Regions from separate parts of the Homo sapiens genome. Here all the other regions are linked to region 2. A link is a contact called in ENCODE Hi-C or POLR2A ChIA-PET data. All regions are on one chromosome and are shown on one strand. Each heading gives the region's core, a stretch centred on a gene start or an enhancer-like site at or near the end of the contact. The rest is flanking DNA. Distances are from core to core; before and after follow the strand shown. Region 1 has its middle 89 kb from the start of BCL2L14. Region 2 holds the start of LINC01252 (long intergenic non-protein coding RNA 1252). Region 3 overlaps ETV6 (ETS variant transcription factor 6).

What was found. A loop is a pair of places that touch in the nucleus more often than their neighbours do. ChIA-PET counts read pairs that join two places held with the same protein, here RNA polymerase II (POLR2A). Pooled maps may share reads with other maps.
Region 1: a pooled map shows a loop between it and region 2 (4-fold over the local background). The contact joins the enhancer-like site here to the promoter of LINC01252 in region 2. A Hi-C loop is called at or near these places in 6 of 50 pooled maps. POLR2A ChIA-PET finds 5 or more read pairs at or near these places in 3 of 52 experiments (CD4-positive, alpha-beta T cell, GM12878 and activated CD4-positive, alpha-beta memory T cell).
Region 3: a loop to region 2 is called in a map with no recorded cell type, with 6 times the contacts of the local background. The contact joins the enhancer-like site here to the promoter of LINC01252 in region 2. A Hi-C loop is called at or near these places in 5 of 37 single-sample maps with no recorded cell type and 5 of 50 pooled maps. POLR2A ChIA-PET finds 5 or more read pairs at or near these places in 3 of 52 experiments (GM12878, OCI-LY7 and activated CD4-positive, alpha-beta T cell).

The regions. Positions count from the first base shown.
Region 1 is chr12:11,979,431-11,984,056 of GRCh38, reverse strand. No RefSeq gene overlaps it. Among named protein-coding and RNA genes, the nearest start is that of BCL2L14, 89 kb to the left of the region's middle. Within about 2 kb of position 2,821, at least 5 of the 41 ENCODE cell types and tissues checked have a DNase peak (open chromatin) inside an H3K27ac peak, as active enhancers do; they include CD4-positive, alpha-beta T cell and GM12878, where a contact is called at or near this core.
Region 2 is chr12:11,545,537-11,550,448 of GRCh38, reverse strand. It overlaps LINC01252 (long intergenic non-protein coding RNA 1252), which reads right to left and starts at 2,419. Exons shown (of 8, transcript NR_033890.1): 1 at 2,089-2,419; 2 at 728-859. The region is part of intron 2 of LOC124902877 (a long non-coding RNA gene); the gene reads left to right. It also overlaps the pseudogene RNU7-60P.
Region 3 is chr12:11,835,201-11,839,756 of GRCh38, reverse strand. It overlaps ETV6 (ETS variant transcription factor 6), which reads right to left. Exons shown (of 8, transcript NM_001987.5): 3 at 453-617. Among named protein-coding and RNA genes, the nearest start is that of ETV6, 190 kb to the right of the region's middle. RefSeq lists enhancers at 142-1,341, 3,113-3,342. Within about 2 kb of position 3,301, at least 15 of the 41 ENCODE cell types and tissues checked have a DNase peak (open chromatin) inside an H3K27ac peak, as active enhancers do; they include GM12878 and OCI-LY7, where a contact is called at or near this core.

The sequences.
Region 1 (4,626 bases), core at 1,572-4,071, 430 kb before region 2:
ACCAGTCACTCCTCTATCTGTTCCTTGTGTCTTTCTAAATGCCTTATGTAACTGTAGAAGGTGACTTGGTCACCAATCAGTTTGTGGCAAAGAGCATTACAGGGTTCTGGTTTAGTCCCAGACTTTGGAACCATTTTTGGGGGAGATCGCTTAATATGTCAATAACCTTCCATTCCAGAAACTGCTCCCCTTCCATGTTAGCCGTGTGGGTTTATAGAACCAGAGCAGTGATGTCTTCCGAGAAGGGCATCCAAGGTAATGAAGGAACTGAAAAATCACACCACATGTGGGACAGCTGAGGATATTTAGCCTAGAGGAGAAGCTGAAGAAACAGGATATTTAGCCTAGAGGAGAGAAGAGTGGAGGATGACATGTTTCATATATTTGAAGGGCTGTCTTGTGAAAGATCTAGATGGACAAGAAGGGCAGAATCCACTCAGTACATAGAAGTTATAGGGAAAGTAATATAAGTTCAATACACAGAGAGAAATTGTAATATTAAGAGCTATCTCAGAAGATATGAGCATAGATTTACTGCTCTGTTCCCATTGCTGGTAGACATTCAGGACAAAATAGTCAGCAGAGAAGGTTTGCTTCTTGCCCTGATGGCAGCTGCAGTCTAGTGAGGAAGACAGAAATGGCTCAGATCATCACACATTCATAAATGTATATGGTAAAGCATGACAATTAGGCCTTAGACCATTGACTGTGGAGAAGCAAGGGATAGTTGACCATTTGTAGACCTCGTATAGACAGGATTTGTGCTCATGTAGGGTCTAAATTAAATGACTTATGACCTCTCCCAGTTCATTTCTAGAAATGGACTTTAAGTAGTGCTACAGTGGGAAGAACAGAAAAGATTTACCTTGGAGGGCAAAGTGAATTTCAAATTTGTGGGACTTCTACAGTGGACTTTTGAAAGTTCCACAATAGGTCACCATTACTAAACCCGGTTGTGCTATTATCTTGATAAGTAGAGGACGCTGGTTGAACACATTAGAGTTCAATGACTTGAGAACCTGATGACTTAGTCATTTTGGGAAAAGTAAAAATCCTCTAAAATCTGTAAATTTTCTCAAAATTCTGAAAAGTTTTTCCACTGAGGACTTTTTTTTTTTAAAAACCTCCCTTTTGCCCGAGAAAATAACCAGGAAAGAAATCATAAAAATGCTTTTTTCAGATCTCCCAATGTCTAAATATATCAATATACAAAACATGGTAATTTTATGAGTGAAACAAGTTATACATAATGCATTTTTTTGTTCCTAAACGAACAGCATGACTTTATATCTGTAAAGGGCACTAAAAATAAGTTTTGCATGTATTTCAATCCCCTGCCCCTAAATTTTCTTTGAAGAATTTTTTTTTGTTCTTCCATGGCTTAAAATTTCTGAAAAATAAATGTATCTAGTCTGTTCCTTTGTTCTTGCTGCCTGGTAGCTTGTGTTCTATTCCTGTGAAGTTTAGGGGTATGAAATAAACTGTTCTTTTAGCTTAACTGATACAGAAGGCTTAACTCTCTCAAACGCCTCACATTTACCTGCGGTTGTCTAGAGAGCAAAAGATGGGGGATGAGTGTTCTGTCAATGGTTTTAACCAAGTTGAGCTCCTTCATTTCTTTCCAGCTTAGTTTCCATGAGGGCCTGCCAGGTACAATAACATACAGCAAGGACTAAAGAACCATACAGCTAGACAGTAATTTGTCTTCATGACATCACTGAGAGACATTCAGGCAAAAAGGCTGTTACTAGTGTGGGGGCATTGGCAAGAGGATCAGCTTTTGAAGTCTGGACAGTGTGGTTGGGGGCCAACAGTCTTGGGCTCTGCCACCAATTCTGTGGGGCCATGGGCAGGTTGCTCATCCTCTCTGAGGCCTCCATCTATTCACTGAAGGATAAAGATATTGACACAATCTCCATGGTCCTCCTAGGCTTTAACATGCCATGCATCTATTTATCTTGGGAAGATACATTATGAAGTCAGAAGGTCAGAGGATGGATAGAAGGTTATATGTATGGTAGAGTTGGAATTTCTTGTTTCTGAATGGCACTGTGGTCTTTTGGGTAAGCATGTTCTTTGCTGGGCGGTCTTGATTTTCTATGGGGAGGATTGAAAATCCAAGGGAAAGGAAAAGAGGGTTGACAGAAGAGAATGACTTCTTCCGGTGCCAAAAAAGCTCTGTTCCATAGCAGTAATAATTTCAACAACTGCTGTATCCTGTGTGACCTTGGTATCTCTTGGGGGGTAGAGTTGGAGAAGGAATGGTTCCTCAGTTTCTGATGCTGTTTTGTTGGCTTATTTCCTTCAAAAGCCTTCCCTTGAAAGCCTGGCTTAGTTTACAGTCAGCCAGCCTGACACTGGCTCTGAGCTAGTCCTGACCCATTCTGATAATGCCTAGGCCCCTCCCCACTGCCATGGTGATGGAGATGGGCTGAGGAGCTGGGTGGCATTTCTATCCTAGTGATACAAGAGTCCGTAGGGTTCTTTTGCCCTTCCAGAAATGACGCCAAGGGCAGGATTCCCAGGCGGCCACCAGGGAGCCAGATCTTGTTTTGTCTCCAGCTTGGTTGGCAGACTTAAGAGGCTGAGATGAGCATCTGAAGTTCGGAGTGCTTCAGGCTGATTCAAAACTTAAGCTGGGTTCTTTAAAATTTTGAGTGAATTGTCACCAACGTGCAAAATGTACATACGTGCTCTTTCAAAAATGACTAATCTCCACCCAACCACACTATTTCCTTTCTTGCTGCCCACATTTTAACACCACAAGGGTGGTTCTATTTATTGTCAATAAGGCACTGCTTAGATTTCTTAGATCTGAAAATGAAAATAAATGCCTCAGTTTGTATATGAAGTGACGTGAGTTATTATGCATGCAGAAAGTAATTGTGAAAAACTGGAAATAACCTAAACTTCCATCAATGGGGTGTTGGTTAAGTAATTTATGGTAATTTATAAATGAAATATAAGGCAGAATTTAAAATGATGATATAGACATATCTTTGTTGATGAGGAAAATTGTTCTAATGTGAAAAGTGGTATGTAATAGATGACCCCATTTTTGCAAAAATAAATAAATAAATAAATTGCATATACTGTAAATTTGAAAAAAATCTGTAAGCGAGAACTCACCTAGGCATTTGTAGTTGAGAGATGAGAACAAGAATTTCTGGTGTTCAAATGGCCTTAACATTTTCTCAGAGCCTTAAAATTTTCACGACACTGTTTAGGTAGCAGCACCTTGATTTCCAATGCCCAAAGTAGTCCATGTATAAAGGATTTGAATGGCAGCTAATTAGGGGTGATGGGGTTTTAGATGGTTGTGTTTTCTACTCACTAGATTGATTCCCCCCACACACAATAAGCATGTATTGCCTTTGAAATATAATAGTAAACATAAGATAATCAGGAGAACATCCTTTGCTTGTTATGTTTTGGTTGAAATTAATTTAAACCTCGTATAGTTCAAACTGCTACATCTCCTTCCTCCCCTCACTCCCCTTTTGTCTCTAAGTTCTTTATACTCAGTTATTTTGCATAATCGTGTCCCCTTCCAATTAATGGTGATGTCTTGACACATCGCAGGTTGGGAGGAACTTTCCAAAAAGAAAACTTGTTCTTTCTCTATTTAGCCTTATAATGCTGACTTCTTGGCATTCTGGCTCACCTGCAGGGGTTGTGCATGTGGTCTGGGAAGCCAAAGGAGAAAATCAGAAGTAGTCAGAAGAGGAACTGGTCAAGATTTAACCAGTGGAGATTTAACCATCACAGTGGATAATAGAATTGCTATTCTCAATTCATCACAGCACTTAAAGAGAATTATTCATCAACACCCTTGCTGTGACCTCATGGTGGGAGGAGTGTCCTTCTTGCCCCTTAACTTTGGGTTTGGCCAAAAAGAATACTTGTTAGATGTGATGGCAGAGGCTTGAAAAGAGCTTGCGCATTAAAGCTTGATCTTTTTGTATCTCAGTGACCATGATGGGAAGAACTTTCCCCAGGCAGCTGTTATCCACTCAGCTTAGGCCCAGAATGAACACGCTTGCCTACAGCTCAACCTATAGGCTGGAGCTAAGGACAGGTTGGCGTTAAGCACAGCCGAACTGTAGCCTTGCTCAGCCTAGAGCCGCTGAACCACAGTCAGTCTTGCAGACCTGTAGACGTGAGACTAAATTCTTGTGTTGTTGTTGTTGTTGTTTTTGAGACAGAGTTTCGCTCTTGTTGCCCAGGCTGGAGTGCAATGGCGTGATCTTGGCACACTGCAATGTCTGCCTCCCAGGTTCAAGTGATTCTCCTGCCTCAGCTCCCGAGTAGCTGGTACTACAGCCATGCACCACCATGCCCAGCTAATTTGTATTTTCAGTAGAGATGGAGTTTCTCCATGTTGGTCAGGCTGGTCTTGAACTACTGACCTCAGGTGATCTGCCCACCTTGACCTCCCAAAGTGCTGGGATTACAGGCATGAGCCACCATACCCAGCGAAATCCTTGTTGTTTTAAGCCATTGGATTTTTAGGTGGTTTCTTATACAGTATTAATGAGGATAGATTATTGGGATAAATCTGCTAAACAGAACCTTGTGGGTCCCTGCTGGCTAGAAAGGGATTTCTGGCCACTTGTGCATATGGGT
Region 2 (4,912 bases), core at 1,170-3,669:
GTTTTGTTCCTGGTAATCTGTCCTGCACATAGCAGCCCAGATGATCTTTCACAACAAGAATATGACTATGTTATTTCTCTTTAAAGTCTCCAATGGCTCGTCATTTTCTACAAGGTTAAGTAAGCTCTCTAACTTACCCTGACCTGGCCTCTGTCCATACCTCCATTCTCATATTCATGCCTTCCTCCCTTGGACTATCAGTAGAAGTGAATTTTTGTAGTTGTCTGCATATACCATGTTCCATCACTACCATTTCAGTATGATGCTCCCTTGATTTATGAACCTCTTTCCCCAGTGCACCCTTAGAAATCCTGCTCAGGTGTCACTGTATCTAAGAAGCTTTTTTTGACACTTCTTTCCAACCATTAGTTGTTAATTATCCATACTAATTGGATTTCTTATACATAGTTTTATTATTGCCTATGTCACTCTCCACTATATTTGTTTACATGTCTGTCTTCTCTACTAGGTAACCAATTCAGAGGACAGGAATTGATTTTTGCCATTATAGTTTCAGTATCTAGCACAGTTTCTGCCATGTGTTATACACTTAATAAATACTTATTGAGGCTGGGCGCGGTGGCTCACGCCTGTAATCCCAGCACTTTGGGAGGCCGAGGTGGGTGGATCATGAGGTCAGGAGTTCGAGACCAGCCTGACGAACAATGGTGAAACCCTGTCTCTACTAAGAAAAATACAAAAATTAGCTGGGCATGGTGGCACTCACCTGTAATCCCAGCTGCTCAGGAGGCTGAAGCAGGAGAATCGCTTGAACCCGGGAGGCGGAGGTGCAGTGAGCCCAGGTGGAGTGATGATCGCGCCTCATCACTCCAGCCTGGGCGACAGAGCAAGACTCTGTCTGAAACAAAACAAAACAAAACACAACAAAAACTTATTGAACTGAAACATATATGTATGTGTCTGTGTGTATTTCTTTTTCTTTTCTTTTTGCCTTGGAAGAATGTGGAGAAACATCTGAAAAAGGAGCTGTTTTAAGATACCCAGTTTGTGATCATTTATTATGGCAGCCAAAGCAAATAAATACAGCATCAAGCTTATCAGAATCCACTTGCATCATGCTTGCTAATATCCCCATTGTCAAAGCTAGTCACAAGGCTAAGCCTGCTGTCACCATGAGAGGGGACTATACAAGGGCGTGCATTCTGAGAGGTGTGGTTCATTGGAGAAATCAAAGTAACAGTGTGCAGTGAGATTTATTAGATCATTTCATGTATCATAATAAAAGACATTGAATTTCTGATGAAGGATTTCGAATGTGGTAAAATAATTCAGTGGGAACCCAACGCAGTACCTTGAAAGAGAGTTACCTTGGGTCAAGTACAATAATTGGCACTCAGACCTGACACTTCCTTTTCAATAGACTAAATTCACCATGCAGCAATTATTGGAGCTAACAAAGTGTAATCTGTATTGGAAGAGAGTTATTGAAACCAGTATTTAAAAACATTATAGCAGAACTCTTCAAATAAATTCTTATATTAACACAGAAACAAGTATGGCAGAATACTCACGGTTATTTTATTTAAAGTTGGGTTTTTCGAGTACCCTCTATTTTCATGTATTTTGGGAAATTTTAGTAATGAAAGCAAATAGTGAAACAGAATTAAATATCCATTTTATAAAATACGACAAACAAGAGGAGAGCGGCTCTGAATTCCACCCCTGTGGAATTCAGGACTGCCATAGAGCGTATTTTCAAAACTGTTGATTTTGACAAGGCTGACTAGGAGATGCCCTAGAAGCCCCAGGTATGTGTTTCAGTATGATTCTGGCAACGCTGACTTAAAGCACTAAGTAGAATCAGTAGCCTACAGTGGATACTGCCCCATAAGGAGTGACGGGGGAAACGTTGCTGATTAAATAAATGGTCTTTTGAATTGGGCTGATGGTAGATGCTATAACTGAAGTTGCAAACCACACTGGGTTCGTTTGCTAGGGCTGCTGTAATAAATGACCACAAGCTGGGTATCTTAAAACAGCAGAAAGTTACTCTCTCACAGTTCCGGAGGCCAGAGGTCTGAGATCCGGGTGCTGGTGTGTCCGGAATCGGTGGGTTCTTGGTCTCACCGACTTCAAGAATGAAGCCGCGGACCCTCGCGTGAGTGTTACAGTTCTTAAAGGCGGCGTGTCCGGAGTTTGTTCCTTCTGATGTTCAGATGTGTTTGGAGTTTCTTCCTTCTGGTGGGTTCGTGGTCTCGCTGGCTTCAGGAGTGAAGCTGCAGACCTTCGCGGTGAGTGTTACAGCTCATAAAGGCAGTGTGAACCCAAAGAGTGAGCAGTAGCAAGAGTTATTGCAAAGAGCGAAAGGACAAAGCCTCCACAGTGTGGAAGGGGACCCGAGCGCGTTGCCACTGCTGGCTCGGGCAGCCTGCTTATATTCTCTTATCTGGCCCAACCCACATCCTGCTGATTGGTAGAGCCAATGGTCTGTTTTGACAGGGCGCTGATTGGTGCGTTTACAATCCCTGAGCTAGACACAAAGGTTCTCCACGTCCCCACCAAACTAGCTAGATACCGAGTGTCCACACAAAGGTTCTCCAAGTCCCCACCAGAGTAGCAAGATACAGAGTGTCCATTGGTGCATTCACAAACCCTGAGCTAGACACAGGGTGCTGATTGGTGTGTTTACAAACCTTGAGCTAGATACAGAGTGCCCATTGGTGTATTTACAATCCCTGAGCTACACATAAAGGTTCTCCACGTCCCCACCAGACTCAGGAGCCCAGCTGGCTTCACCCAGTGGATCCCCCACCGGGGCTGCAGGTGGAGCTGCCTGCCAGTGCGGTGCCGTGTGCCTGCACTCCTCAGCCCTTGGGTGGTCGATGGGACTGGGCTCCGCGGAGCAGGGGGTGGCGCTTGTCGGGGAGACTCCGGCTGCACAGGAGCCCACGGAGGTGGGGGAGGCTCAGGCATGGCGGGCTGCAGGTCCCGAGCCCTGCCCCGCGGGAAGGCAGCTAAAGCCTGGCGAGAAATTGAGCACAGCAGCTGCTGGCCCAGGTGATAAGCCCTTCACTGCTCGGGCTGGTGGGGCCGGCCTGCCGCTCCGAGTGCTGGGTCCGCCGAGCCCACGCCCACCCGGAACTCGCGCTGGCCCGGAAGCACCGCGCGCAGCCCCTGTTCCCGCCCGCGCCTCTCCCTCCACACCTCCCTGCAAGCTGAGGGAGCCGGCTCCGGCCTTGGCCAGCCCAGCAAGGGGCTCCCACAGTGCAGCGGTGGGCTAAAGGGCTCCTCAAGTGCCGCCAAAGTGGGAGCCCAGGCAGAGGAGGCGCCGAGAGCGAGCAGGGCTGTGAGGACTGCCAGCACGCTGTCACCTCTCACTGGCAGGGTTAGGTTTTTCTGGGGGCTGTGAGAGAGAAACCAGTCTGTGCGTCTCTTTGGCATTCCTGGGCATCCCTCCAGGCTCCGCCTGTGCTGTCACACTGAGTTCCCCCTGTGTGTCTGCTTTCTCCTCTTATAAGTGATATAGGAGTTAAGAAGAAATTATTTAGGCAGATAGTGAGGGTAAGGAAGTCCTCAGTAAGGTTTTCCTTTTAATGAAAAGCAGCCCTCAAATCGTTTTCTTTTCTTACAATGAGCAGCCTGTAAAATCAAGCTGCAGACATAGACAAGCAAGCTAGAAGCTTGCACGGGTGAATGCCAGCAGCTGTGCCAATAGGAAAAGGCCACCTGGGACTAGGCATGTCCAACTTCGTATACTTGGTCATCATTTCCTACATTCTCACACAGAAGAGAGCACTCAAAAAATAGTTTTGAGAATCATTTGCTAATGATTTAATACTATTATAAGGGAATAAAAGACTTTTCTTTTAAATGAGTGCTTAAAGGCGATTGGAAGCCCTGCTAAAGTTCAGGGGTGAATGCCTTATTATTTTTTTATATTTGGGGGCAAGGGCTTTCCAGTGAAGACTGGAAAACCTGCTAGACAGATTCTAAAAGAGCTGTAACACTGGGTGAATGCTGTAGAAGCACATAGTGTTAGTAAGGTGTGGGTCAGATACGGCTTTAGAGAATGTAGCAACTGAAAGCCCAGATGGGAAGCTCCGTAGGCAGCTGGATAAGCTAATATTTCTAAATAATATGTTCAGAGATTCGGACTGAATGCAATTGCAACCTTCTCCACCAGTCAGCAGTGAGTTCTGAAGTTACAGAAGTGTGATGAATTGCGGTCAATATGGGTTCTACCTTCACTTTGGAGTCAGTCAGTGACCTTAAAATACCTGCCCAGCTGAATTTTCTTAGAGTGCTTCATTTCCTGTGGGCCCTTTTACTCCAAATTCCAGATGATGGCTTTTAGTCTGTGGGGCCGCTTTAAGAGGCAGAAATCTGATCAGAACTACTAGAAGGCTGTGAAGGTGCTGCTGTGTGGACAGGCAGGGCAGAGTGCTCAAGGCTTTCCAATGCTCCTGCAATGGATCCTCCCTACCCAGCCCACAACCTGGCAGCTCAGGGGCCAACTGTTCTCTGTTGCTTTCTACTATCATGAACACAGGAAATGGGGGTGGGTAGCTTCTGGTTTCTGATTGAGGGAGTAGAAAGTGATGCTGCAGGGATCAAAAGCAGAGAAGCTTTTAAGCCATTTGAGAAACTGTGTCCGAAGGCAAGCGGATTTTAGCAGTAGCAGCAGCAGACCCCAGAAAAATTTGAAGAAGCATTAGTTTGTGCACTGTTAATGCCACTCTCTCATGAATGAAGAGAAGAAGGCAGGCCTAATGAAGGCTTTCCTAATGAAGGCTGAAGGCAGGCCGCTATTTGCCAAAGGTGCTGAGTGGCAGGGGGAGGAAGGGAAGGAAGCTGTGCAGTGTGTACTGCTTGCTTATCAGGAATCACGTCATTTCCTGTGTAAAGGGGCTGTGTGGTCTCCAGGGGCACTGGGAAGCCTTGGATGGCATGA
Region 3 (4,556 bases), core at 2,052-4,551, 290 kb before region 2:
AGGTGTACACCACCACACTCAGCTAATTTTTAAAATTTCTGTAGAGTTGAGGTTTTGCCACATTGCCCAGGCTGGTCTCAAACTCCTGGGCTCAAGCAATTCACCCTCCTTGGCCTCCCAAAGTGCTGGGATTATAGGAGTGAGCCACCACGGCCAGCCTTCTTTTTCTTCTTAGTGGCACAGTTAGAGCCCTTAAGTTCCAGTGTACGTAGGACTAAACTGGGTTCCTCTCCTAAACTTAAAATTCTCCCCCTTGGTCTGTAAACACTTCCTCTTCTTCCCTCAAACTGGCTCATGCTAGCATAATCTTCCTTCAACTTCCTTCCATCGTCATCCCTTCCTTGTGATGACTCACTGTTGGGATTTCTTGGGCCGGGTGAGGGGTGTTAAAGACCAACCACTAACTAAGAGACTTTCCAAGTTGGGCATATGCCAAGAGTCCAGACTCTCACCTGAATGAGGAGATCGATAGCGAAAGTCCTCTTTGGTCAGCAGCAGGAGAGCTTTGCCATTCATTTCAAACGTGTTGCTGTCAATTGGCCTTAAAGAAAACTCATTTTCAGCCCACTTGAGCCACTGGGCTACGTCATCCCTGCTCCAGTAAATTGGCTGCAAGCCTGTTGGAGAGAGCATGAGGCAGAAAGAAAGAGAGAAAGGTCTTGTCAGTTAGACAGCTGGAATAAAGGGAGAAGGTCTCTGAATAGTTAACAAAATGAGTCTCCACATCTCAAGAGCCCTTATGTTCAACTCTGAGTCCCCTCTCCAGCCCTTGTTTGAGCCGCCCCACTGGGGGCTTCTCGAAGCCCAGAAGCAGCCTCCAAGAGGAGTCCAGGGAGCAGTTTGTACACCAAACCCTACTCTGGGGTGTGCTGTCAGATTAACTTTTTATTTAGAGGCAAAATGAGAAAAAGATCTTTTATGTGTTTAAGGGATGGTAGGTCTTAGAGACCTGCCCTTCCTTGCCCAGTTCCAGGGGCTGTTCCAGGGTGCCCACAGCACCCACAGGGGCTCAGAACTATGACACGTGTCAGTGTGGTTGGAGGGTCCTCAGATTCAGAGCTGATCTGATTGCAGCCCAGCGTCCTTCTGAAGAAAGAATGTTCCAGAGCTGAGCTTGACCTTCCAGAGCTGCCAAATAATGAAATGTTCCCTGAAACTTCTTCCAGGAAGAGCAATTCACTCAGCCTCTGGGAAACCATCAGGCTGGCCTCTGGCAATAAGAGGGCAAAGTAAGGATAAAAGGTCTTCTGCCTTTTTATTCTACTCACTGACATTAGAGCTTCCTGGTGGGGTGGTACTTGAACTCTGAGTAGGAACCAAGTGGGCAGGAGGGGGGTACAGAGCAGGGGCTGAGAGGTTGGCTCAGGTTGGCTCTCTGGGAGCCTGACTGTAAGTCTATAGTTTTATTTTATTTTGCTGTTGTGAGAAATCTTTGATAAGTTAGAACAGTGGTTCTCAAAATGTGATCTTGGGACCCATCAGGGTTCCCGAGACCTTTGTAGGGTGCCTATGAAGTAAAACATCTTGTCATAACAATATTAATTATTTGCCTTTTTCGCTCTCATTCTTTCTTAGGTGGAATGTTCTAGAAGGCATATGATGTGATCTTGCAACAGATTGAATGCAGAAACAGAGATGAGCGTCCAGCCATCTTCCATTAAGCCAGATTTTAAGAGACTTTCAAAAATGTGTAACAATGCTACTCTTCTCACAAATTATTTTTGGTTTGGGAAAATATATTTTAAAATATGTTTGCATTAATATAGAGTTGGCTATTTTACTTGCTAAATTCATAAATATTTTGTAAATACCCAGGTTTAATTTATGTAATAATATGGTAACTACAGATAACTATAACCCATATAAGCAAAAGCTCTTTGGGGTCTCCATTAATTTTTAAGAATCAAAAGGAGACATGAGACCAAATTTAAGAACTGCTGGGTCAGAAGAAGCTGGATGTTCAATGGATCTTCATTCTCTAAAATCACATGGTGTGAATCAATAGCTCAAACAGAGCAATGGCATCAGTGTTGCTAAGAGGAGCTTCCGTCTCTCACTATAAGTTACTTAAACTTGCTACGAAGACTTCACAAGTGTGTTATAAAAGTGTCCCTCAGTTTGATCCTGGAAAAAATTACCTTTCATCCTAAACCAGGCATGCCAAAGAACAATCTGGTTTGCTATATGGGGCTGCTCTTCCTACCTGCTGAAGTGGGGAACAAACGGCTCAAATGCCCTGGAAAATGTCCAGGGCCTCTGGGCATGATTGTCTTCCAAGTGGCTCCTTTGCAAAGTGTAGTTTTGAGGAATGGTAGTTGGCTTCCTCTAAACCTGTGGAAGTCCCCTCAAAACCAAAATTCCTTTTTTGTAGTGCACCAAAAAAAGAACTACTGGGCACTGGAAATCATTAGAGATGAGCATTTAAGAGCTTTTTTCTTGGTGTTTTTAGGATAATTTTTTTTTCACATGGAAACAAATTAGAATTTCAAATAATAATTTATGGTGCATTACTGCTTTATGATCTTTAGAATAAAATACAGCCACTAAAAGTTTTTGTTTTTGACTCCTGACTGGCCAGAAAGTGATGCCTATTAAAAACAGTCCATGGATATGGGAAGTACCAGCTCTCTCCAATGACCTTGAAAACACGTATCTAGAATCACAGGGAGGTGGGAGTGGCAGTGAGGGTTACTCAGCAAAATCTCAGTTTTTGAACTGGTAAAAACCTTAAACCTAACTCCTTACTGTCAATGGTGTCACCTTTGAACAAGAATGGCGCTGCGATTTGTTATTATGGACCTTCCTCTCCTTCACACAGGGAGTTCCCATTAGGGGACACATGTGAAGGTCTGGTTCCTCAGGCCTAGGAAGGTGCCTGGAGGTGAGAGGTCCAGTGAGCAGAAGATGCTCAGGCAGAAACAGGAAAAAGTACAGGGTGGCTTATTGGAAACATGGGCCCCAAAGCAAATACAGAACTGAATCCTGCTTGGGAGGGGAATTGAGAGTAAAATGCTGAAGTTTCTGCAGAGGACACGCTGCAACGGAGGGAGGTGGGTGAGAAGGGGGTGGGGGATGCAAGTAGTAATTTGAGGTTCTTTATATTCTATGGAAGAAAATACTCATGAGTAATCTTTTCCCTAAATACAAGAAGAGTCACACTCCAAACAGCTCTGCCGGTTAAGCACAACAGTTTCTCTTTTCACTTCCCATTAATGTCTCCCACAGCCCAGCCCCTGAAGCAACCAGGGCCACCGTGTGGAAACCCCCTCACCAGGAACCGATGCAAATGCCCTCGGCTTATGTACAAGAGGAACCCAGCAAGTTACAGGGGAGACTGTGGTGATCCCAGCAGTCATACAAAAGTGATCTTGACAGAGCAAGCCACCTGCTCGAGGCCACTCAATACATTTATCAGCGTCGCTGCTCTTCCTTTAGCATAAAGAGTGAAGTAGGTGGACACGTTCACCGAGCTGGAAAGAGGCTGGATAAACTTTGGTGTTCAAAGTCAAGTCCCACTGTTATTTCCTTTGTAATTCAATAGAATAAAAAGGTTGTGGTGTAGAATTGAGGGGGGAAAAAGCCCCTTTTCCTTAAACCTAAAGCCCTTAAGACCTTGTGTGTTAGCGTGTCTAAATGGGATAGAGCCTTGCACCTGGAGGCAATTCTAATCAGGCTGATTTAATTTACTTAATAGTCATTTACTAAGCACTACTATGCACCTAGTACTGCTCTAAGCACTTTATATGAATAGATATTAGCTCATTCAACTGCATGCTCACACAACCCTATGATAGGGATTCAGATTAGGAAACTGAGGCCCAACGCATTTAAGGGACTTGCCCAAGGTCACATAACCCTAGTAATGACAGAAGCGGAGATCTGAACCCAGGCAATCTGGTTCCAGAATCTGTGCTCTTATCCATCACACTGTACTTCGACATGCATGTCCCATCCAGATCCAGAATTGAGACTGGTTTTGAACATCCATTAGGGATTCAAAAAAGACTGAGTGAATTGACTCCTACCCATCCAAGACTTAGATCCTTGGAGACTTTCTCAAATTATCAACAGACTAAAAATATAGCCAAAAAATCTGTAGATCCCTGGAGAAGTAGATTTATAAATGGGAAGAGGAGGGAGGTGTAGGTGGGACTCTGCTTTTAATGCATCCAGGAATAAAGTCCTCCCTTCACAGGCTACTTGCTCCCAGGCACTCATGGGTGCTTGGTCTTGAGAGTCTTACACGGCTCACAGCTGCAAATGGAACAGAAGCTGCATGGGCAGAATGAGGGAGGCACATACATAACTTGCTTTATTTACGGCCATCTCTTGCAACTTTAATTCAACAAAGTCAAAGAATATAGATGTTAATGATCATTAGGAAAAGGAAAAAAAGGAGAGAAGGAGAGAGACCATTACTCTGCACCTATATTATACTATTCCCTGTGCGCATAGCGTGCCTCTTGAGGGCCATTTACTAAGATCAGCATTTTTAATGCCAATTAGTTTCAGAGAATATTTGAAAAGAATTTTGTACAGAGAAAGTGAACTGCTGT